Regions from separate parts of the Homo sapiens genome. Here region 2 is linked to region 1. Evidence: chromatin loops called from intact Hi-C (ENCODE). Cell type or tissue: dorsolateral prefrontal cortex. All regions are shown on one strand. Links, peaks and the distances in the headings refer to the core of each region. The heading gives the core; the rest is flanking DNA.

Region 1 (11,918 bases), core at 2,165-10,164:
GCTATGTTGGCATTTTTCTGGCCGACCTAAGACTCACACTCCACTCTGAACCAAACCCGCACTCCTTCCAGCACAGGCGGAACTCAGAGCTGACTTAACTTCTCCAGCAGCCCCCTCCCCTGCTCACAGCCTTGCCCTGTCATGTGGGGTAGCTGTAGATGGGACTCTCTGCCAGGCCCTGGTCTGGTTTTCTCACTCTGGGCAGGTGGGGGCCGGGAGAAGGAATCACAGAGGGCGGCCAGGCCCCAAAGCAAGAGCCGGTGGTGTGGTTACCTCATCGCGCGAGGCGGTGTCTATCTCCGCAGCCAGAGACTGGGCTTTAGTCTGGGCAGCAAAGAGGTTTTTTGCTTCGTAGAGGCTGAGGCTCAAAATCTGCCCATTCAAGTCGTCGTTCTGATCCCGCAGCTTATAATTCTCCTACAGAGAGAAGGACGAAGGCGACATCAACCCCAAGAGGCATCCACAGCCCACTGGAACCCACTTCTCCACATCCACCGTCCCCGACCTGCCGCCAGCGCCATTCCCACAGGTGTGTGTCACGGCTGGTTCAAGGGGCCATAGATGTTGCAGCCTTTGCCAAGCGCTGGGGGCAAGGAGGGCTGGGTCCTGGTCCAGGGGACTGGCATCCTGGGAGTGCACAGGGTTTGTGGAGGAGTTACAGCCCTGCTCAGCGCAGCCAAGGCTCCTGGCCATCCCTTCCTCCCTAGGCCCTGCATAGGGACATCACCCACCCAGCAGCCCAGTGAAGGAAGTGATGCTCTGGGCTCTCTGGGCAGGCTGGCCAGCTCATTTCCTTGGCTCCCCCAGCAGCCACGTTCCGAATCCTGCTTGGTTGGAGTTGACCCAGGCGGACCCGCCCAGATCCCATGCACCGGTCTCACACTCCAGCTTTTGCCTAAAGAGCCCTAATGCTCACACCTGGGACCCTGGGCACCCCACCCCTAGACTAGGAGAAGGGTTGGGGTTTTAGGATTTCTGTGAGAGCACAGCCACCAGCACCTTTGTCCCCAGTGGAACAAACTCAGAAGGATAATTTATGCTGCAGGCTCTTCCACCTGCAGGGTCAGGCAGAGCTGACACTTCACCCAGCACCACCTGGCCACTGCCTCCTCCTGATCCACTCCCCCACCCAAAGGTCTCTAGCTAAGGCAGCGCTCCTTGAAATGTAATCTTCTGGCTAGGCACAGTGGCTCATTCCTGTAATCCCAACACTTTCAAAGACTAAGGGTGGGAGGATCCCTTGAGCCCAGGAGTTCAAGCCTGGGCAATATAGGGAGACCCCATCTCTGGAAATAAATACATAAATAAGTAAATTAGCCAGGTGTGGTGGTGCTCTCCTGTAGTCCTAACTGCTCGAGAGGCTGAGGTAGGAGAATTGCTTGAGCCCAGGAATTTGAGGCCATAGTGACTGTGATCACACCACTGCCCTCCACCCTGGGCAACACAGTGAGACCCTGCCTCAAAAAACAAAAACAACATTAGCTGGGCATGGTGGTGTGTGCCTGTAGTCCTAGTTACTAGGGAGACTGAGGCAGAAGGATCACCTGAGCCCAGGAATTCAAGGCTGCAGTGAGCTATGGAGTGCCAAAGCACTCCAGCCTGGGTATCAGAGCAAGACCCTGTCTCTTGGGAAAAAAAAAAAAAAAAAGGAACCTTGGGTGAGGGTCTACTTCTGGGAGAACCCAATGCCTCCAGGCACTATACTGCAGCTGGGTATGGTCTCATCCTCCACCCTGAGCACCAAGGCAGGGTCTATTTCCTTACATAGACGTAAGGGAGAGATCTTTGGATCGATTTTCCTGAGCTGTGAAATGGGGCAGTCAGCCCTGGCAAACAGGTTGCTGAGAAGCAGACAGGCAGTGCTGCTACAGCTCTGGGCTCCCCTACCACAGATCCTGCACAGGAAACCCACGTGGTGGGCCCGGCCACCCTGCCCCACTGGACACAGAGACTGCTAGACCCACCTGCTTGAGCCGCTTGACCTCGTGCTCGAGCTCCACCTCGCGGGCCCTGGCATTGAACTCGCCTAGGCCAGAGGAGGCACTGCGGCCCCTGCCTGGCCGCTCGCAGTCCAGCTTGTACATCTGCAGGTGCTCCAGCTCCTTCCGCAAGTCCTCGATGAGCTGCGAGGGAGAGAAGCAGGTTGGCAGGAGCAGGGATGCTGGAAGGAGCCCTGGTGCCTGCTGGCCTGGGACCTACCTCCTGCGTCGCCTCCCGCTCCTTCTGGAACTCAAGGCGGTTCTGTCGCAGCTTGTCCATCATGCGCTTGTACAGGTCCATCTCATCTTTGAGCCGCAGGCTGGTGTCCTCCAGACGGTCAGACATGCGCTGCCGCTCCTGGAGCAGGGAGACCCGATCAGGGGAGGAGAGTTCCCAGAGAGGGGCTCACTATGTCCAGGGGTGTCCCTGGGGTCTGGTCAGCCATCTTCACGAGGCAGATGCACAGTGAAACCAGCTCCCTTAGACGGAGCCCTGAGTCTTGGCTTACAGAAACGGCCAGAGCCCCGATGATTCTAGAAATACAACTAAAAACCTCAGGCCTCTGAAGTCCTTCAACGATGCTAGATGCAACCTGAATTGAAGGTGTTAGCCCAAATAGAAGCTAACCTCTTTCTAAAACTAATTTTTCTCCATTGTATAAAGTAATAAATACATTCGCTGTAGAAAACTTGGAAAATCAGAAATACAGAAACACAAGTTGTTATTCACTTTTTTTGCATTTCTTAGGGGGTGCGGCATTTGTTTAGAATTTCAGAAGCAATAAACTAAAGGCTCCCGATGGCCAGCCCTGCCCCTCCAAGCCTGGATCTGCTGCTCACCTCATCCAGTTTCTCTGTTTGAGACTTGAGCCGAGTCACTGTTGTTCTAAGCTCTGTATTTTCTTCCTCCAACTGCTGCACCCTGGCGAAAGGAGAAAGACAAATCTCAGAAACCTGGAATGTAGACTATCTGATAAGCGCCTGCCAGTCTGCAGTGATTCTCTGCTTCCTCCCAGAGGAAAGATACCAGAAACCAACTGAGAGAAAGAATATGATTATTATGTCAAAGACAATTTAGCCGTGAGCTTCCTATCAGCCAAAGCAAAATAGTAAGGACTATTTGTAAGCAAAATAGTAAATTATCATTCTTATTTTCTTTCTTTTTTTTTTGAGACAGAGTCCTGCTCTGTTGCCCAGGCTGGAGTGAGGTGGCACAATCTCAGCTCTGCAACCTCTAACTCCTTCAGCAATTCTCGTGCCTCAGCCTCCTGAATAGCTGGGATTAGAGGCATGCACCACCACGCCTAGCTAATTTGTGTATTTTTAGTAGAGACGGGTTTTGCCATGTTGGCCAGGCTGGTCTCAAAAACTCCTGGCCTCATGTGATCCGCCCACCTTGGCCTCCCAAAGTGTTGGGATTACAAGAGTGAGCCACCACACGTGGCCTTTATTTTTCCAATAAGTGGAAACATTCATTAGAGAGTAGGAACGCAGATTCTTCTTGTATGCATCCTTCAGATCCTCAGACAACACGGGGATGTCTTTCTGCTAGATGGAGAAACAGTCTTCTTGTGGCTTCTGTGACTGGGCCCTCCTGTTAGACTCTGTAACTTGAAGGCAATGATCATATTGGCTTTTCATTCTCCGCCAACAGCATCTCATCCAGGGCTCTTCTCTGAGCGCTCACTGCACCTCCCTCTGATGACCACAGGCATGGGCTCTGACAGTAATAATCCTCTGTGTTAGCGTTCACACAGGAATTCCACAAAGGGAATCCTAAAGGGATTCCACAAGAAGACAGAGCCTGGGTGTTCAGGTCAGTTTTTTGTTTGTTTGTCTGTTTTGAGACGGAGTCTCAGTGGCGTGACCTCAGCTCACTGCAACCTCTGCCTCCCGGGTTCAAGCGATTCTCCTGCCTCAGCCTCCCGAGCAGCTGGGACTACAGGCGCGCACCACCACGCCTGGCTAATTTTTGTATTTTTAGTAGAGATGGGGTTTCACCATGTTGGCCAGGATGGTCTCCATCTCCTGACCTCGTGATCCACCTGCCTCGGCCTCCGAAAGTGCTGGGATTATAGGCGTGAGCCACTGTGCCCGGCCTCAGGTCAGTTTTAAATGGTCTGAGAATAGGTGCAGGTGAGTTGGGCCGTCGGTGGCAGCAGAACTGAACAGGGTCACTTCTGGCAGTGACTCCTGCAGAGCATCCCGTTCTCAACCCACCACCTCCCCATCATGTCCTCTTTCCTGGAAGGATGGCTTCTGGGCCTCCACTGCCCTCTGGGCTCCAGAGAGGAATTCAGCCCCACCACCAGCAGGTGGCCCCAAGCGGGTGGAAGTGGTAGGGAACCAAGCATACGGCAGGACTCTGGGAACACCACTCGGATATTTTACACGAATGGCGCCCCCGGAGCTGTGTGACGGGCACACGTTAGGAGACAGTTCCCGAGGGCTGGCTTTCTGCACTTTGTCCTGTGGCCCAGGTTCACACTGTCTTTTACCACCTCCCGTGTCCCAGCCACCTCTCTTGGGCCAGCTGCCGAGGCGGGCTGAGCGAGAGCAGTCACCCTTAACTAGGCACCAGCCTCCAGAAACAGATGCAAAACAGCAGCTTCTAGAATAGAGTCAAAATGTAAAATGAACCCCTGGTGGGTAACTTAGCAAAGCAGGTCTCAGACACCGGGGAGTTGGGAAGTCTCCTCACCAAACTGCACAGGGGCAGGGACACGGGGGCAGGGAGGTACCTGCCTGAGAGCCCAACTCCCAGTCATTTGCTCAGCAGCCCACCAGCCGCCAGGTGGGGCTCGGCAACTCTGGGAAGCCTCAGCATGGAGACTGGGGCCTCAGGGGGCCTGAGGAGTGCCAGGGCAGCTGTCCTCTCTGCCAGAAGCCCAGGCGGCCTCCTCGGCCTCGGTCAAGGGCCGCAAAGGGGCTTCATCACAGAGGCATCATCATAGCCCTCACCCGTGGGCAGGGTCTGGACTTACATCGGCTCACCCACCCACACAGCCGCTCTGTGGGGCACACAGGGAGGTGACCCAGTACGTCCAAGGCCATGGAGCTAATGGGAGACCAACTCAGATCCCTGGCCCGGGGCTGCTCCTTGTCCCGCCTGCGTCACGTTCCAATGACGAAGCCACAGGTACACGCAAGGCACAGGAGCCGGGTTTTCCATTTACCTTGGCCCTGGGGCTCTGGCTCAGTCCACCAGGGGTCAGGGGAGAACCTGACAGCAGGGGGCGCTCCAGGCCTGGATGTGAGACCCAGCCCAGGCCCTTTTCTCTGACAGACATTTGTGTGGTTTGCATTACCAAATGTGAGCCACGCTCCTGGGAACATTCCTTAGCGAACTTCCTGAAGAGCATGCCTCTGTGTTTCTCGTGGTATTAAAGTGGAACTGTTACTACTGGAAAGTCTCAAGAGGCTGCCCCTCAGCCTCACATTCCCATCTATAAAATGGGGATAGCGCCTATCCCACAGGGCTGCCCCAGGACAGGGGGTCCCTCTGAGGGAGGGGGCTCGGTGGAGGGGCCCACCTGGCATTGAGCAGCTCCACCTCGGTAGCCTTCTCCCTCTCCAGCTTGCCGTAGGCCTCGCGGTGGCGCCGCGCCTCCTCCTCCAGAGCCTGCTCGGCCGTGGTCTCCTGATCCTTCACCATCTCCTCCAGCTCATGCACCCTGAGGACAGCGCAATGGGCAAGCTCTTGGGGCCTGCACCATTTCACCCCAACCCAGGCTGTGGCACGGGGGACCCTGGGCCCCGAGACCCTGAGTCACTGGCATGTCCACTGAGGGCGTGTGGGCCAGTAGCTTTCAGAGAGATGAACGGGGACACCGCACATATAGAGGGGGTGTCGGTCACACATGCCATGGAGGGGCAGGCCTGGCAGTCAGAAGGTGGGGCGCTCAGGGCAGCACAGGGAGGGACCGCCCCCACCAGTCCCTGCAGCCACACCTGGCCGGAACCACCTCAGGCCTCACCTCTTCTTTTTGTGCTGTTCCTTCCCGGCCACCCCTCTGATTAATAATTCAGCTTATTGGGCACCTTGACTCCCAAAATAGGCACATCCTGGCTGGTGGCCTGAAGTCTGCCCCAGACCTGGGACAGGGCCAGGGGCACGTAGATGTGAGCACCCCAGTGACAGCCTGGTTGGTATTTCGGTCTGGGATACGTCTCACTGGCAACAGCCCCTCCACCAGGCTGACCTTCTGGGGTGTACAAAAGGGCCCATCTTTGGGCCCTGTGACAAGTTGGAGGACCGGACCCCTGGCCAGGGTATGTCCCCCAAGGGTCATGCCATCTGGTGAGGACAACTAAACCCTGAATCCACCACTGCAGACAGCATCAGGAACGGCAGGCTCAGGGGACCTCCATCAGCAGCAGTGCTGGACCCTTCCCACCGCCCAGCTCACACTGGCCTGTCCCCTGCAGAGCTTGTCCCTAGGAAGGGACGTCAGGCTCCTGTCACTGTATGAGTGAGACACAGTGGATCCCCACTCCCATCTTGGACCAGCCCTGTGGCTTCAGACCTCAGGGGGTAGAATCCATTGGGCCTAGAGCCAAGGTCAAGCTCCAACCTGTCTCCCTGTCCCTAAGGTCCTGTCCTGGGCACCACATGTGGGCAGGGCCATGTGACAAGAGGCTGATGCGTCACAGACCCTCAGAGCTGCAAAGGCATGAGGCTGCCTCCTCCTGGAGGTCTTAGCAAGATGGACCCCCCTTTGTTCCCCAGCGTCACGGCCGAGCCCCCAGCGCCGCTGCCTGCTTGACCTGTGCACCAGCTGTGTGTTCTCTTGCTTCAGCTTGCTCTTCAGGTCCCCATTGGTCAGGCTGTCATTCTCCAGCTCTGTCACCTTCTTTTCCAGGAAGCTTACCTGCAGCAGGGGGCCGGGGTGGGGTGGAGAAGACCTCTGAGGCCACAGAACCGAGAACCTCGACGCCATGAGGTTCATGAGCAGGACCTCCAAACCACTGTGTATCTGAGAACGGTCATGTGTGGGGTGGGGGAGTGGGGAACACGTGACCAGGGCCACCTGCCCCCAATTCCTAGGCAGGTACAGGGTCTCCCAAGTCCCCAGACAGTAGCCTGAGTGCACCCCATCTCCCCTGGGAGCAGGCATGCATTCAGTCCCTTCTCCAGCCACCCAAGGCCCACCTTCTCTGTGATGTCATTGTCGCAAGAGTCAATGCTGTCCCGGAACAGGTCTTCGGTGCTGCCATTGCTGCTGCTGAAGTTGCTGCTGTGCATGAGCTGCCTGCAGGGGTGGGAGGAGGGTGTCTGGCTGCAGGGGCCTTCCAGAGACAGGGGCCTACTCACACTACTGGCTAGGCGAGCATCCAGTACCCCAGGGGGTCTGCCCCTTTAAGGAGGCTGCCCTCACTCAGCCTGAGAGGAAGAATGTTGCCAAACTCAGCGGATCACCCCGCCCAGAGGATGGCAAATGGGCTGTACAGACCCCCGGGGTCCCCTGGCAGACACAGCCAATGACGCACAGCTTCTCCTGCGGCCTCAGAACCCTCTTCACGCCAGCATGCTGGCCTGCAGCTACCCAGTGACCTCAGCTGGCACGTGAGCCCCCTCCTCTTCCAGTGGGGAAGCCCCCAAGGAGGTAGCCCAGCTCCATGGCCCTGGAAGAGGGTCTGGGCCTCCTGAGGCTTGAGCCTCTCCACCAAGCTGGCTCCTGCTACGTCTCTGGGAACTCTGGGGGATGGCAAAGGCAGAGAATTCTCCAGGCCTTGCAGAGCAGTGAGCTGGGGTGGGACTGGGCCTGCTGAGCTAACCCGTGCCTGAGGCAAAATCCAGCTGCCACCCCCAGTGACATCCCCTTCCAGCTCCCTGATAGGCAGCAGCCAGGGTCTCTGCCAAGAGGCCAACCCACCTAGCTCCTGGGCCCTTGCTGCCAGCTCCCAGAGCCCTGAGTGTGGACCTGGGGCCACACTGAACTGCCGCAGGACTTAATCGGAGCAAAGTGACCAGCCCCAATGGCGCACACTCATGCCCAGATCCCCGCCTGCAGGAAACCCGGGGTCTCTTTATTGAGTATGGCTGCCAGCTCCAAGAGGCAGGAAGGGCACTGAACGCTGTGGGGTGCTCTGTCTCTCTCAGGGCATCCCTGGCATGCCTGCCTGAAGTCAAGGTGACCTAGGATTTGAAGAAGGGACAAGGGGTGGGGAGAGAGCAGGGAGGAGCTGGCCCCTCTTTTTCAGAAGTGACGCTGCCCTGGCTGCACTGCCCTGGGATGGCCTCGTTCCCCTCTGCTCACTCAGCCACATGCGGGCACCAGCTGAGTCCGGGCTGCTGGCAGGGAGCCCCGGCCAGTGGGCAGCATGGGGACAGCACTCAATTTGCCCTCCCTCGAGGCGGGCCTTACCGTCCAAAGGCCGTGCTGGAGATCTTTCGGTTGGGGCTAGAGAGAGAAAGGAAACAGTCATTGAACAGAGGGGTTCTAGTCCACTCCCTTACTCTGTCCTAGCTGTAAGACACCACAGTGCAGGACAAGGCTCTTCCCTCCCACTGAAAGGAATTCACTAGTCAGCTTGGTCCTGAGAAGAAACAGCCTGATTTCCTGTGGCAGAAAAAGCCCCTGGATCAACCCTCCTCTGAGAGCTCTCACCTGCCCAGACAGCAGGGGTCGCCTCGCCATGCCCGTAGCTTCTCCCTCCAGGCCCTGCCCTGGCCCCCCGGCCTCTCACCCCCCAGCTGGGCCTGGGCCTCACCTGTTGGCCTTCAGGTTTTTCAGTCGGGCTTCCAAGTCATTGAGCAGGTTGATTTTCTTGCAGCATTGAGAGCAGTAAACATCTAGCAATTCGCTGTTGTACACGTGCCGCATTTTCCTAGGCGTCTGCCCCGCACTGATTCATGAGGGAAAGGAATCACCACCTTAACTGCTGTCCAGTCTGGTGCCCTACACCACCCTGCTGAGCTGACTTTACTTGAGTCCCCAGTACCTTTGAACCTTGTTACGGGGGAGGGGCAGGGAGTGGAAATATAGCAACAGATCATCCCTTCTCCAACACGCTCAAAGAGAAGCCAGTGAGGCATACCCATTTAACAGCTAAGGCAAACTGCGAGCTCATTTCAGAGAAAGTGGTGACTCAGGTGGGTGAGAAGGGATCACAGGGGTCACTTGGAAGGATGCTTCAACACTGAGGTTCTAGGATACAAGATGACACAGAGCCCCGTGGCCCCCAGTGTGCAGCCTCCTAGGTCAGTTAATTCAGGAGGAACTCCTGACCCCTAATCAGGGTGCGAAGGTAGCAACCCCAAGCCCCAGGAGCAGAACTCAAGTAGCTGAGGACAAAGGAAAAGGGCCAGCTCAGGACTCGCACCCCCCCACCCCCTAGGATGTGCTTAAATTGCTTCTGCAACTTTTGACCCCAAATGACATCCCAGACCAAGGGGCCACCTGGAAGACACCGAAGACCCCAGGTCCGAGTAGACGTTGGTCCTGGTCTCATCATCGGGGCAAGGGCTGCTGGGGGCACAGTCCACATCGTCACCCTCCCCATAGTCTTCAAACTGCTCCTCATTGCTGATGAGCGAGGTGGTGGAGTGTGTAGAAAGGTCTGAGGTCGTCATGGATGGAGTGTGGACCAGGGACCTGAGGGTCCGAGAGCACCCAAGTCAGAGGAGGACTCATGGGTCCCCAGCCACAGCCCGTGGTGGGGAAACTGACAGGCATTTCCCTTTAATTGGCACTACCGATTAAGTTTGTAGCTCTTGACCTGGTAAGTACATTTCAGGGACCCTATCTAAAGGGAAACATCTCACCACAGAAACCATTTCTACAGTTCAAACCAATTCTACCCATGCTACTCCACAGTAGCAAAACACTGCTTACAACCTAATTGTCTAGCTACAGCTAGATCAAATTATAATTATTAAATTATAATGTTAGTAAATTATTAAATTGTGGAATATCAAATAGTTGTTGAAAGGTTTGTTAAAACATTTGTAGTAGTGGCAGGCGCGGTGGCTCACGCCTGTAACCCCAGCACTTTGGGAGGCCGAGGCGGGCGGATCAGAGGTCAGGAGATCGAGACCATCCTGGCTAACATGGTGAAACCCCAACTCTACTAGAAATACAAAAAATTAGCCGGGCGTGGTGGCGAGCACCTGTAGTCGCAGCTACTCAGGAGGCTGAGGGAGGAGAATGGCGTGAACCCGGGAGGTGGAGCTTGCAGTGAGCCGAGATTGTGCCACTGCACTCCAGCCTGGGCGACAGAGGGAGACTCCGTCTCAAAAAAAACAAAAACAAAAAAACAAACAAAAAAACATTCGGAGTAGCTGCTCTGCTTCTGTAGTAGCCATTGTTTTATTATTTCCTTAATAAACTTGCTTTCACTTTAAGGAGAGGAAAAAAAAACATTCGGAGTAATACAGAAAATGAATATAAATGGATCTAAAATTTTAGATACTGTAAGACTGAGTATGGTCATCCCTTGGCATCCAAGAGAGATTTGTTCCAGGACCCCCTGTGGACACCAAAATCTGAGGATGCTCAAGTCCCAGATATGAAATGGCATAGTATTCACATACAACCTATGCATATCCTCCTGTATACTCGATCGTCTCTAGATTACTTATCATACCTAATGCAATGTAAATGCTATGTAAATAGTTGTTATACTGTGTTATTTTTTAAGTTTGTCTTTTTTTTTTTTTTTTTTTTGGAGACAGAGTCTTGCTTTGTCGCCTGGCTGGAGTGCATTGGTGCAACCTCTGCCTTCCAGGTTCTAGTGATTCACCTGCCACAGCCTCCTGAGTAGCTGCGAGTAGCCTCCTGCCACCATGCACAGCTAATTTTGTATTTTTAGTAGAGATGGGGTTTTTGCCATGTTGGCCAGGCTGGTCTCAAACTCCTGGCCTCAGGTGATCTGCCCGCCTCAGCCTCCCAAACTGCTGGGATTACAAGGCTGCTCCCAGAGAGCAGCACGAGCAGCACGGCCCCTCTTCTCCATCCACAGACCCAAAGGGCCCCACCAAGAACATCAGGACTCTGAGAATCACTTGAGTTTGAGAAACCCTGCATTGAGATATACTAGGTTGAACCACATGAAATTACTTTTTTGAAGATGGAAATGATTAAAAGTTGTCAATTTCATGTGGTTCAACCAACATGGGAACCCCTCTCTTCCCTCTCCAAATCCCTGCAGCAGTCGTAACCATCACCTTCTGGTAAGGGGCTGCCACTTGCAACCCCCTCGGCTTCCTCAGCCACAATGGTGGCAGCTTCCCACCACCCCACAGCACTGTATCCCTCGAGAGACTTGGTGAGGGCTGAGATGGAAGGGACTCCTTTCTGCCAACACCAAAGTTAAAGGTGAAACTGCTTCACTGGGAAGTCACTTAGGTCTTAATACTGTTTTTAAATAACATTTCTGATTATGGGAGTACATGCTCAATATAGAAAATATAGCAGAGTAGATGGGAAGTAATTAAAATGATCAACTGGCCAGGTGCGGTGGCTCACACCTGTAATCCCAGCACTTTGGGAGGCCGAGGCAGGTGGATCACGAGGTCAGGAGATCAAGACCATCCTGGCCAACATGGTGAAACCCCATCTCTACTAAAAATACAAAAAATTAGCCAGGCGTGGTGGTGGGCACCTATAGTCCCAGCTACTTGGGAGGCTGAGGCAGGAGAATGGCATGAACCCGGGAGGTGGAGGTTGCAGTGAGCTGAGATTGCACCACTGCACTCCAGCCTGGGCGACAGAGCGAGACTCCGTCTCAAAAAAAAAAAAAAAAAAAAAAAAAGACAAAACTTAGCTGGACATGGTGGCACGCGCCTGTAGTCCCAGCTACTCGGGAGGCTGAGGCAGGAGAATCGCTTGAACCCGGGAGGCGGAGGCTGCAGTGAGGTGAGATCATGCCACTGCACTCCAGCCTGGTGACAGAGTGAGAGTCTGTCTCAACAACAACAACAACAAAAAAAATCAT
Region 2 (11,918 bases), core at 2,415-10,414, 86 kb after region 1:
TAACTTGGTGAGTAGGTTCTAAAGATACATGTGGACTTGGGCGTCAGGGTTGGGTTAGGCAGGAGGTGGCCCGTGGGAAGTAGCACTTGCTGGCCAGCTCAGCTTAGCGTCTCTAGGGTAGGGATGGTCAGGGGTAGGAGGTAGAAGACACACGGTCCAGGGCAGACCAGGCTGAGGCAACGAACAAAAGGGGCTTCCATATCTGCACTGCTTCCATCCCCGCCACCTTTGGCTTAATCAGAGTTGAGTTATTTCCCAAAGACACAAATCGAGGATCTTACAGAAGCTCTGAGGCTTGGGATAAGTAGATTTTTTTTTCTCTTTAGAAGGGTGGGGGGGGTGTTGAAACATAGAAAAATATATTGGGGCCAGATATAAGTAGAAAGGCTGCTTCCCTGGGCTCTGAAACTCCCTCCTGCCACCACACCAGTGGGAGCATGGCACCCCACCCACACCTCCACCAGCACAGTGAATCACAGTGCTGTTTGTCAGGAAAAGTATTTTTAGAACTTATAAGTGCCATTGTCATGAGTGGTTTTAGAAATGCTTGTTTCAGGATGGATGAAATGAAGCGAGGGTGGGCTTAGATGTTCAGGCTGTAGGCCTCCTCCCCAGCAAGTTCTAGAGAGAGGCACAGGTTATCATCATTTTAAAAACTTCCAGGAAGACAAGGGTTTGGCAAAGCCCCTTCTGAATATGAGCAAAAGAGCCAATTTGGGCTCAGGCTCAGGTCTGGGTTCCCAGCAAACCCCATTTCTTTTCTTCTTTTCTTTTTTAGATAGGGTCTTGCTCTGTTGCCCAGCCTGGAGTGCAGTGGCACAATCTCTGCTGGCTGCAACCTCTGCCTTCTGGGTTCAAGTGATTCTTGTGCCTCAGCCTCCCAAGTAGCTGGGATTACAGGCATGCCCCATCATGCCAGGCTAATTTTTTTCTTTTTTTTTCAGTAAAGATGGGGTTTCGCCATGTTGGCCAAGCTGGTCTTGAACTCCTGGCCTCAAGTGATCTGCCCACCTCGGCCTCTCAAAGTGCTGGGATTCCAGGCCTGAGCCACTGCACCGGGCAAACCTCACTTCCTTTGCCATCAGGGGACTGCGTGCGTAAGCATAGCCTAGCAAGAAGCTGCTGGTTCCAGCCAGGTGAGGGAGGGCAAGAGGAACTGACAGGAAAAAGGCAAACTGGATCCCTACCTCACTCTAGACATCAGTCAATTCTACGAATTAAAAATCAAATACACAAAAATAAAACAGAACAGTTTCACAATCTTGGGCGGGAAAGCATTTATAAGCATTACACCAAAGGCTGAAGCCATAAAGGAAAAGAATGATGAATTGGCTATAAAAATTTTTAAATTTGGTATCATGAACAAAGTTAAAAATAAATAACAAGCTGGAAAAAATTTAATGTATGTCAAAAAGTTATATTTCTGGTTCTTAAAAAATACTCAATAGAAGTAAACATAGCCAGGGTGGAGAATGTCGACAGGCAATTCATGAAGAACGCCCTCTTAGTGACCAAAAAATGTACTTTAAGAAGTTAAACTGTATTATAATTCAAAAGAGGGGTTCTAATTTTAGCCTCTCAAATTTAAAGGATCTGAAAACTCAGCAACACCAGTATCAAAAGGGTAGCAGGAATCTGACGCAATCCTGATGGGATTCCTGCAGAGGAATTTGGCAGATTAGTATTAGGCAGTTTTAATATTTTGCATCCTTTTCTTTTTTTTTTTTTTTGAGACAGAGTCTCACTCTGTTGCCCAGGCTGGAGTGCAATGGCACGATCTCAGCTCACTGCAACCTCCGCCTCTTGGGTTCAAGGGATTCTCCTGCCTCAGCCTCCCGAGAGGCTGGGATTACAGGCATGCGCTATCACGCCTGGCTAATTTTTGTATTTTTAGTAGAGACGGGGTTTCACCACGTTGGTCAGGCTGGTCTCAAACTCCTGACCTCAGGTGATCCACCTGCCTCCACTTCCCAAAGTGCTGGGATTACAGGCATGAGCCACCGCGCCCAGCCTTTGCATCCTTTTCATAAAACAGTTTCCACTTGCCTGAATTTACCGTCTGGGTTGGCAAATTTTTTCTGTAAAGGGCAGACAGTAAATATTCTAAGCTTTGCAGTCCATTTGGCCTCTGTGGCAGCTTTTCAGCTCTGCCACTGTAGTGTGAAAACAGCCACAGATAAGATGTGAACAAATGGGTGTGGCTGTGTTCCAGTAAAACTTTATTTACAATAACAAGCTCCTAGATTTGGCTCGTGGGGTCTGTAATTTGCCAACCTCTGATTTACTTTAAAGCAACGATTGCTGCTGTGGGGAAATACTTAGCTATAAGAATGATTATTACACTGCTTTTGTTCATTCCCCAAATTACGTTAAAAATATATATATACACCTGGCTGGGCATGGTGGCTCACGCCTGTAATCCCAGCACTTTGGGAGGCCGAGGCAGGTGGATCACGAGGTCAGGAGATCGAGACCATCCTGGCTAACAGAGTGAAACCCTGTCTCTACTAAAAATACAAAAAAATTAGCCAGGCGTGGTGGCGGGCACCTGTAGTCCCAGCTACTTGGGAGGCTGAGGCAGGAGAATGGCGTGAACCCAGGAGGCGGAGCTTGCGGTGAGCCGAGATTGCACCACTGCACTCCAGCCTGGGCGACAGAGTGAGACTCCGTCTCAAAAAAAAAAAAAGTGTATATACGCCCAACAATAAGAAACTGGTATATAAATTTGGTTGTCTTCATGTGATGAAATATCATGTTGCCATTTAAAATTTAAAATGGCAGCATGGCTACCTTGTTATATAGAATTAAGCATGATAGAAAATAGCATATAAATAAACTATTAAATATAAAGAGAGTTTAATGGGCCAGGCATGGTGGCTCACACCTCTAATCCTAGCACCTTGGGAAGCCAAAGCAGGCAGATCACCTGAGGTCAGGAGTTCGAGGCCAGCCTGGCCAACATAGTGAAACCCCGTCTCTACTAAAAATACAAAAATTAGCCAGGCATGGTCGTGGGCGCCTGTAATCTCAGCTACTCGAGAGGCTGAGGCAGGAGAATTGCTTGAACCCGGGAGGCAGAGATTGCAGTGAGCCGAGATCACACTGCTGCACTCCAGCCTGGGCAATAAGAGCAAGACCCTGTTTCAATAAATAAATAAATAAATAAATAAAATAAGGAGAGTTTAATAGGGTTATCATGACAAGATTAACACCAAAAATGAAAACCTATCCTATACATCAGTTGTAACCAGTTATAAAATATCATAGCAAAAAGATCCTACACATATCAGCACAAAAACTCCAAATATAGTCACCCTAAGAAGAAAGTGTGCATAACCTATTTAAGAAAATTATAAAACTTTCCGGCCAGATGCGGTGGCTCACACCTGTAATCCCAGCACTTTGGGAGGCCGAAGCAGGAGGATCACCTGAGGTCAGGAGTTTGAGACCAGCCTGGCCAACGTAGTAGAACCCCATCTCTACTGAAAATACAAAAAATTAGCCGGGCATGGTGGTGGGCACCTGTAGTCCCACCTACTAGGGAGGCTGAGGCAGGGGAATCGCTTGGACCTGGGAGGCAGAGGTTGCAGTGAGCAGAGATCCAGCCACTGCACTCCAGCCTGGGCAATAACAGCAAAACTCCATCTCAAAAAACCCAAAAAACCAAAAAAGAAAAACAACAGAAAACTTTCCTAGAGGGCATAAAAGGCCAGAATAAATGAAAAGATATATGCATTCCTGGATGACAGAATGCAATATTGTAAAGAAGCCAATTTCCTTCAATTAATGCACAAATTTAATTTCAAATATGATCTCCTACAGGATTTGCAATAGAGCTTGACAAAAAGGCTGTTCCAGAAAAGAAAATATGTAAGAATAACAAAAAAACAGTTTTTTTTATTTGTTTTTGTGTGTGTGTGTATGACAGAGTCTCACTTTGTCGCCAAGGCTTAAGCGCAATGGCGTGATCTCAGCTCACTGCAACCTCCGCCTCCCGGGTTCAAGTGATTCTCCTGCCTCAGCCTCCCAAGTAGCTGGGATTACAGACATGTGCCACCATGCCTGGTTAATTTTTGTATTTTTAGTAGAGATGGGGTTTCACCATGTTGGTCAGGCTGGTCTTGAACTCCTGACCTCGGGTGATCCACCTGCCTTGGCCTCCCAAAGTGCTGGGATTACAGGCATGAGCCACCGCACCTGGCCTTAAAGGTTAAAGAAACAAAGAAGGATGAGAGAGCCTTTCCCTATCAGATATCAAACTATAAACAAGAGTAACTGAAACTATGGTTTTGGCTTAAAAGTAGGTAGACAAACAGATCAATATAACAGACCAGAGTCCAGAAAGAGACCTACGTATATAAGGTAAGTTAGCATACAATAAAGATAAAATTTCAAATCAATTGAGAAAGAGGGACTATTCAACATTAGGAACTCAAAGTACTGGCCATATTGAGGAAGTAAGAGTGCCAGATCTCTACTCCCACCAAAAGCAAAAATAAGCTCCAGGTGGATAAAAGAGCTAAGCATAAATACTTCTTTTTCTCAAAAGTATCTGAAAACTATATATAGGAGAATATGTTTATAGCCTGGAGGTACAGAAGGCACAAAATGATACACAAAATGCAAATGGCATAAAAAGGTTGATAAATGATGACATCAGAATTAACATTCTGTGTAATAAAACACTCCTAAAACAAGATTAAAACACAAGCAAAATCCATAAAGATTGATAATCAGGATATATAGAGATTTCAACCTGTTGCTGTGGCTCACACCTGTAATCTCAGCACTTTGGGAGGCCGAGGTGGGCAGATCACCTGAGCACAGGAGTTCAAGACCAGCCTGAGCAACATGCAAAACCCTGTCTCTACCAAAAACAAAACAAACAAACAAACAAACAAAAAAACAAAAATTAGCTGGATGTGGTGGCGTGTGCCTGTGGTACCAGCTAATTGCGGGGCCGAGGCAGGTGGATCGCTTGAGCCCGGGAGGCAGAGGTTGCAGTGAGCTGAGATTGAGCCACTGCACTCCAGCCTGGGCAGTAGAGCGAGACTGCCTCAAAAAACAAACAAGCAAAAAACAGAATATACAGAGATTTCTTATAAATCAATAAGGAAAAGACAAACAACCATATCGAAAATGGGCAAAGAATATGAATAGCTAATTCGTAAAAGCAGAAATCCAGAGGGTATGGGAAGATAAGAAAAAGATGGTCCGCCTCCCTAGGAAGCTGGGCAGCACAGAGGACGGCAGCAATGGGCTTTCCTCCCCTCAGGCTGCTAGGCCGGAGACCAGCAGGTGGATGGATGGCTTCCGGGGTTGGCGAAGGCCATGGGGAAAGGGGCAATCTCATATAGTGCTTGGGTGATACAAATGGTACAGGCTTTGTGGAAGAAAATTTCATCCGTATCTGTTAAAAAACAAAATCTACATACCCTTTGACACAGCAATTCTGCTTCCAGATACCTAGTTCTAGAAATACTTAGAGACACACCCAAGGAGCATGGATAACGATGCTTGCTGTGGGTGCTGTCCTGGGGGTGAAAAGGAGGAGCTCAGCCTGAGCCCTGAAGCCACTGGGTGGACATGGGGCTGGCTGTCATGAAGGGTGAGGTTCAGGCAGTGGTAGAGGGTGAAGGGCCCCCAGGAAGCTCAGTGCAGGTCCTTCTCCTTTGGGCTGGGGCAGAAGGAGTCAGGGAGGCTTCCTGGAGGAGGCGGTACCTAAGTAAAAATTTTTTTTTTAAGAGAAGCAGTCTCACTATATTGTCCAGGCTGGTCTCAAACTCCTGGGCTCAAGTAATCCTCCCACCTCAGCCTCCCAAAGTGCTGGGATTACAGGCATGAGCCACCACTCCCGGCAAGTAAGTCTTAAAAAGGTGAGTAGACGTTAGCTCCTGACAAGGAAGCGGGAGGGAGGACATCCTAGGAGAAAGATAACACTCAGAGGCAAGAGAGAACATGGCTTTCTCAGGAAACGGGGAGCGGTTTGGTATCGCCAGTTTTAGGTGTGAGATGCACCATGGTGAGAGATGAGGCTAGAGTAGTGGGTAGGAGCTGATGTTGGTTTTCATCCCTTGGTAAGGACGGGTCCCAGGAGCGGGATGGGGGTGTGGAGAGAGGAAGGCTGAGGACAGGAGGACGCCCGGTCAGTGGGTGGCAGTGGCTGTGATGGAAGGGGGAGGCAGGGGTGAGTGGGGAACAGAGGACTCAAGGCAGCTGCATGAGGAGGCGCTGAGGATGACTCTCTGGGTTGGAGGCTACTGACACCATTTGCTGGCGTGGTGGCTACACAGGAGGGGCAGGTGGCTGGATGCCCTCTCCATTTCATCCACCATAGGGTGGATGAACAGGGCCCAGGGCCTTACAGCACTTGTAGGATTAGGGTTCACATTACTGCCTGCTGAGGGGTGACCACGGGCCCCTAGCAACTATCCCATTGCCTTTAGCACCCGAGTGTCGGGCTCTCCACGTGTCTCCATGCCCCCTCCCCACGGGGGCCCCTATAGCATATGGACTGGGGGCTGATGGGCAGCCTGAGCAGGACAGTCTCAGAGGGACTCCCAGGGCGATTCCAGGGACCCCATGCATGGACCCAGGGAACCTGGGGAGTCCTTCAGGACACACCTAACATTCCCTTTGACCAGAAGCAAATTTCCCTGGGTCAGGAAACTCTCTCAACAGCCTGCTCAACAGTTGGGGTTCCCAAGCCTCAAAGTTTCCCTCTGCCAGGGTCTCGCAGGGCTCTGGGGACGCAGGTGGAGCCACATCCAGTAAGGTCAGGAACTGGTGCATCCAGGCATCAACTGCCCGGGATAGACTTGCACTGGCCTGAGGTCTGGACAGCAACCCCAGGGGCCCCTGCTTGATGCCCAACGCTAGAGGCTTCTCGGGGCCTGGGAGGGGGTCAAGAAGGGCAGGGTGCTCTCAGGGGCCAGGTGGCAGCTGCTGGCCCACCAGCCAGCACTCAAGCATTCACTGCTTTAATTACGAGCCACATCCAGTGGTTAAGTCAGAGGTCTCCGTCCACACCCTGAGGGGAGGGGGCTGTGCCCGAAAAACAAGCTTCACCTCCCAACATACACGCATGGCACAGGGATGGAGCGCCTGCCATCCCATCTGTGTGTCATCCCCACACCTCCTCAAATCATGCCTCAGGTTTGCGTTCCCTGGGGGCATCTGGGAAGCCTACGTAGTGATCCAGGCACCCGCTTCTTCTCAGTCTCAGACTGACCCCTAGGGGACAGCTAAGACACAGCAGGGCGCAGAGAGCCGGGCCTGAGAAATTCGGACCTGCCCAGTCCAGCCCACTCTGACACCTCATCTGCAGAGCTGTGGTCTTGACCTTGCTATTACAGGAGCCTAAGCCAGGAAGAGGACTCATTCACAATCCAGAAGCCGTCTGCCCCGTCAGGCTGGTCTTCGGATTGTGCCCCCTTCCTCTCCCTGCCAACACGCAGAAGCCCATGGTAGGGAATGGAGTCCAGGTCAACCAAGCAGCCCCAGCGAGCATAATGAACAAGGCTGCCACTGTGTCCACAGCTACCGCCATCTCACTAGGCTCTGGCCAACCAAGCCGGGGCCAGACCTCCATGGAGGGCAGAAAGGAGTTCACCCACGAGAAGCTTAAAATCCAAAGCATTGGGAGGCCGAGGCGGGTGGATCATGAGGTCAGGAGATCGAGACCATCCTGGCTAACATGGTGAAACCCCATCTCTACTAAAAATACAAAAAAAAATTAGCTGGGCATGGTGGCGGGCACCTGTAGTCCCAGCTACTCAGGAGGCTGAGGCAGGAGAATGGCATGAACCCGGGAGGCGGAGCTTGCAGTGAACCGAGATTGCACCACTGCACTCCAGCCTGGGCGATAGAGCAAGATGCCGTCTCAAAAAACAAAAAAAACAAAAAAAACAAAAAACAAAAAAAAACAAAAAAAAAACAAAAAACAAAACCCAAAGCAACAAAAACCTATAGGATTGCAAAGTCCCATGAAGAAACAAGGAGAAGCACCAGGCTTGCTGAGATAGGCTGACGCGGTCTTTCTTTCTGCTTTCCCATAACCTCTAGACTTTGGAGGAAAGCAATATCGGTTTACAAAAAAGAGTACCTTGGTGGAGGCCCACTCTTCTGCACCCCCTGCTCATCTTTTCTCCATGTGCCACCTTTTCCAGAGGTGTGAATGGCAGAATGTGGGGGCCACAAAAGCAGCCAAAGACTACAGGGAACACGTCACCCCTACCCCAACTCCCACCCCCTCTCCCCAGGCCTCGGCTCCACTCTGCCCTCCAGTTCCTGGGGCAGGGCTTTACTTTAACATAATTTTGCAACACCAGTATCCGAGGGTAAACTGAAAAATGCAAATGGTAACTTCAGCACCATTTTCTTACAGCAGCAGGCGGCGAGGAATTAGCACGTATTAGGGGTCTGTCTTCCCACTGAACTTTCACAACAGACCCTCCAGATTGGCACAGCAAGCCTTGTTTTACAGTTGAGGACACTGACGCTCAGCGGGGTTGAGAAGAACGTGCTCAGGTTCCATGGCCTGTCCTGGGTGGCCCACGTGGGTATGGACCCAGTCCTGCACACCTCTGCACGCTGCCTCCTGCTCAGCAATCCAGGAAGGGCCCCCCCAGCAAAGTTCCTGGGGCACTCAGTATTTGTCCCACAGTGGAGGTCCTCTTTCCTAATCCTGGTTCCATTAGCTGGCCCCAAATACATATTCAACCCCTGCTTGCTGGACCCATCAAGACAGGCCTGGAGCCATCACTGCTGGCATGGGCATGGGCCTGGGGCCCAGCTATCTCCACGCATCCCTGAGGGCTCTTGCTTTGAGCACAGCAGCCTGAGGCCTAGCCACCTGACTCCCAGCCTGGGGGCCCTGGCCCACAGTTGGTGCCTGGCTTTGGTCTCTGCCACCATGGACTTGGCAGCCCTCAGCACTGTGTCCCTCTCTGTGGACTGTCCCTCCTCCAGTCCTGCCCAGGGAACCTAACCCTGACCCCACGACCCAGCTGGATTCCAAGAGGCCTACCATCAGCCAAAGTGGCCTCTGGGGTCCTGGATCTCCTTCAGCTATAAACATACTCATGTTTTGGGGTCCAGAGGAGGCACCCATCAGAACTGGGGAAAAGGTTTGGGGGTTGGGCTGGGTAAGAAATCAAAATCATCCTCTTCTAGTTCTGGGTGTTGCCACCAGGAGGGACCTCGCTGGTTGTCAGCTTGTGCACCTTCAACTGTTTCTCTGTAGGATGAAGCTGCACTGCTTGGAAAACTAGTTCAAAGTTTCATAAGAAACACACCATTAGGCAATGATAACAGAAAAACAGAGCCTTGGGGACTGTGGTCTTTGTCCCGCTTCCTGATACAGAGCTTCAGGATGGGGTTGGTCACCAGAAAGACCAAGCATACAATAAGGTGGGAACTTTCTCACCTTCCCACCTACCCCCAACCTCCAGGCAGAGGAGAGGGGCTGGAGACTGGGTTGTAAAAACTGTTTAATTTTTGGAGATGAGTCTGGCCCTGTCACCCAGGCTGGCTGGAGTGCAGTAGCACAATCACAGCTCACTGAAGTCTCAAACTACTGGGCTCAAGTGCTCCTCCCACCTCAGTCTCCCCAGTAGCTGAGATTACAGGTGTGCACCACCACATCCAGCTAATTTTAAGTTTTTATGTAGAGACGGGGTCTCATCATCTTGCCCAGGCTGCTCTCAAACTCCTGGGCTCAAGCTGTCCTCCTGCCTCAGCATCCCAAAGTGCTGGGATTACAAGCATCAGCCATCACGCCAGGCCTACAAATTCTTGAACAATGAGATGCAGAGAGCCCGGGTGCTGGTAGCACGGTGATGTGCTGGGAGGCAGCGCCCCTAAGCGAAGGTGCGGAAGCTCTGCATCCCTGCTCCCCATACCCTGTCTTGTACATCTCTTCCGTGTGGCTAATCCTGAGTTGTATCCTTTGTAATACACTGATCATCGTAAGTACAACCATTTCCTGAGTGTTTCCAGTGAATTACCCAGCCCGAGGGAGGTGGTCCTGGGAACCCTGTGTTTGCAGTTATCCAGGAAGAACTGCAGCTGGCGTGGGAGGTGGGGCAGTCTCATGGAGTTGACCTTGACTCATGGAGTCTGTGCTAATGCTGGGTAGTTAGTGGCAGGTGGAACTGATTGCTGGACACCAGTTAGTGTCAGAGAATTGGAGAATTCGTTGTTGTTTGAAAACAAACAAACAGGAAGCGTTCAGCTCAGAGAGCGATGGTGCAGAAGAAAAGGAAACAATTCTAGTCCTGCCTCCCCTCCACTTGCCACTTTCCCTGTCTGGAACTCAGTCTCTCCTCCGTGCCACAGATGGGAAATAAAGTTGCTGGGTGAGGACCCCCAGCTGTTACACATTCTGCTGGGGCTTCCCAAGGGGACTCAGGGCTCCTGTTCCAAAAACTATTTCTTGACTCTGATGCTCAAGAAGGGTCCTCAGAGGGAGGTTCTGGGTCCTCCCAGATACTGAAAATGGAGCAAAGGCAAGACCAAGAAGGAGGAGGCAGAGCCATGGAGGTCCTTGAGGCCCCCCAAGCCTTACCTGCTCCACGCAGTCTGGGATCTCTGGCGCGCACGGCAGCGTCCCCGCGCTCTCCACCGACAGCACATCCTTCAGCAGCTCCTCGCACCCTGCGCAGACAGGCAGACACACGGGACAGTGAGGGGTTGAGCCTCAGCCTGGGACGGCTGCTCTGCTTCTGACTAATGGGCATAGGGTGGGAAGGGCTGAGGTGGGGGCCCGAGGCTCCAGGAGGCCAGCTGAGCACTGGAAGGCAGGGATGGAGCCCAGGCGGTGGGGAACTCAGCTCAAGGCACTGTGGAGGGAGCTGCAAGAGGCCCTTGTCCTCTGGGACTAATTCCCACACACAGAGGGCAGGCTGGGGCAACAGGAAGGAAGGAGGCCTTCCTGGGGGAGGGGACCTAAGGCAGTGCTGCCCACCTGGCTTGCAGGGACTCCAAACGACTGTGCCAGCCTCTGGAGAAAGCAAACACACCCATTCCTCCGAGGCTGGGCGCCCCCCGTGTCCTGCAGACCCTGGGACGTCCAGGACAGGGCTGCCCGCAGGACAGCTGCAGTTCCTGCTGACTCTGTACACGGCTGGCCTCGCTCCTGAGATCCCAACCAAACGCCCCAAGGTTGTACTGAACTGGGAGGGGGACCTGACAAAATGCCTGGCACAGGCACATGGCAGGTGCAGCCTGCAGTGGCCCATTGTCAAATCCACGCAGAAAACCTTCCCTGGGCACCTTCTGTGTTCTGTGCCCCCTGCACCGTGTATTTGGTTCCCTTCATCCCTCACCCTGCATCGTTCCACCCTCCCAGGACTCATAGGCACCCCACAGAAAAGGGCTAAACTTGATCTGAGCCGCAGACAGGAAACCATGGCTTCCTTCACAGATAAGCAGACACCCTGGGACTCCAGAAGTGACTGCATTCTCTCTGCAGCTAGTGGGGAGGCCTTAGCAAGTCCACCTGGCTGGTGACCTATGCCACTGTCTCAGATTTTTTTCTTTCTTGAGACAGGTTCTTACTCTGTTACCCAGGCTGGAGTGCAGTGGCGTGACCTCAGCTCACTGCAGCCTCAACTTCCTGGGCTCAGGTGATCCTCCCACCTTAGCCTCCCAGGTAGCTGGGACCACAGGCACACACCAGAATGCCCGGCTAATTTTTTGTATTTTTTGTAGAGATGAGGTTTCGCCATGTTGGCCAGGCTGGTCTCAAACTCCTGGACTCAAGTGATCCACCTGAGATCAAGCAATCCGCCTGCCTCGGCCTCCCAAAAAGTGCTGAGACTATAGGTGTGAGCCACCGTGCCTGGCCCTCACTGTCTCAGATAAACAGCTTAGTAGTAAGTGAGTGGCCATATTCTGATTCCTGCAAGTTTCTCACA

The links. Peaks named below come from ENCODE experiments on the same cell type or tissue, not always from the same donor. Only the 100,000 strongest peaks of a DNase experiment are listed, where the experiment ranks them.
Region 2: a loop joins it to region 1, with 7 times the contacts of the local background. A loop is called at or near these places in 107 of 110 quality-filtered maps.

What each region holds. Positions count from the first base shown.
Region 1 is chr17:31,518,825-31,530,742 of GRCh38, reverse strand. RAB11FIP4 (RAB11 family interacting protein 4) reads right to left here. Exons shown (of 15, transcript NM_032932.6): 5 at 9,383-9,577; 6 at 8,694-8,828; 7 at 8,348-8,383; 8 at 7,132-7,231; 9 at 6,747-6,850; 10 at 5,513-5,653; 11 at 2,820-2,901; 12 at 2,200-2,337; 13 at 1,965-2,123; 14 at 274-417. Among named protein-coding and RNA genes, the nearest start is that of MIR4724, 10 kb to the left of the region's middle. RefSeq lists enhancers at 4,503-5,117, 5,058-5,352, 5,733-6,347, 7,006-7,640. In dorsolateral prefrontal cortex, for the core only: CTCF peaks have their summits at 4,313 (motif pointing right), 5,006 and 5,206 (motif pointing right); DNase peaks (open chromatin) are centred at 4,312, 5,212 and 8,257; H3K27ac peaks cover 3,325 bases.
Region 2 is chr17:31,432,772-31,444,689 of GRCh38, reverse strand. RAB11FIP4 (RAB11 family interacting protein 4) reads right to left here. Exons shown (of 15, transcript NM_032932.6): 3 at 10,568-10,656. Among named protein-coding and RNA genes, the nearest start is that of RAB11FIP4, 47 kb to the right of the region's middle. RefSeq lists enhancers at 7,046-7,155, 8,591-9,091, 9,092-9,592, 10,254-10,983. In dorsolateral prefrontal cortex, for the core only: CTCF peaks have their summits at 7,028 and 7,236 (motif pointing left); DNase peaks (open chromatin) are centred at 7,219 and 7,492; H3K4me3 peaks cover 635 bases; H3K27ac peaks cover 2,107 bases.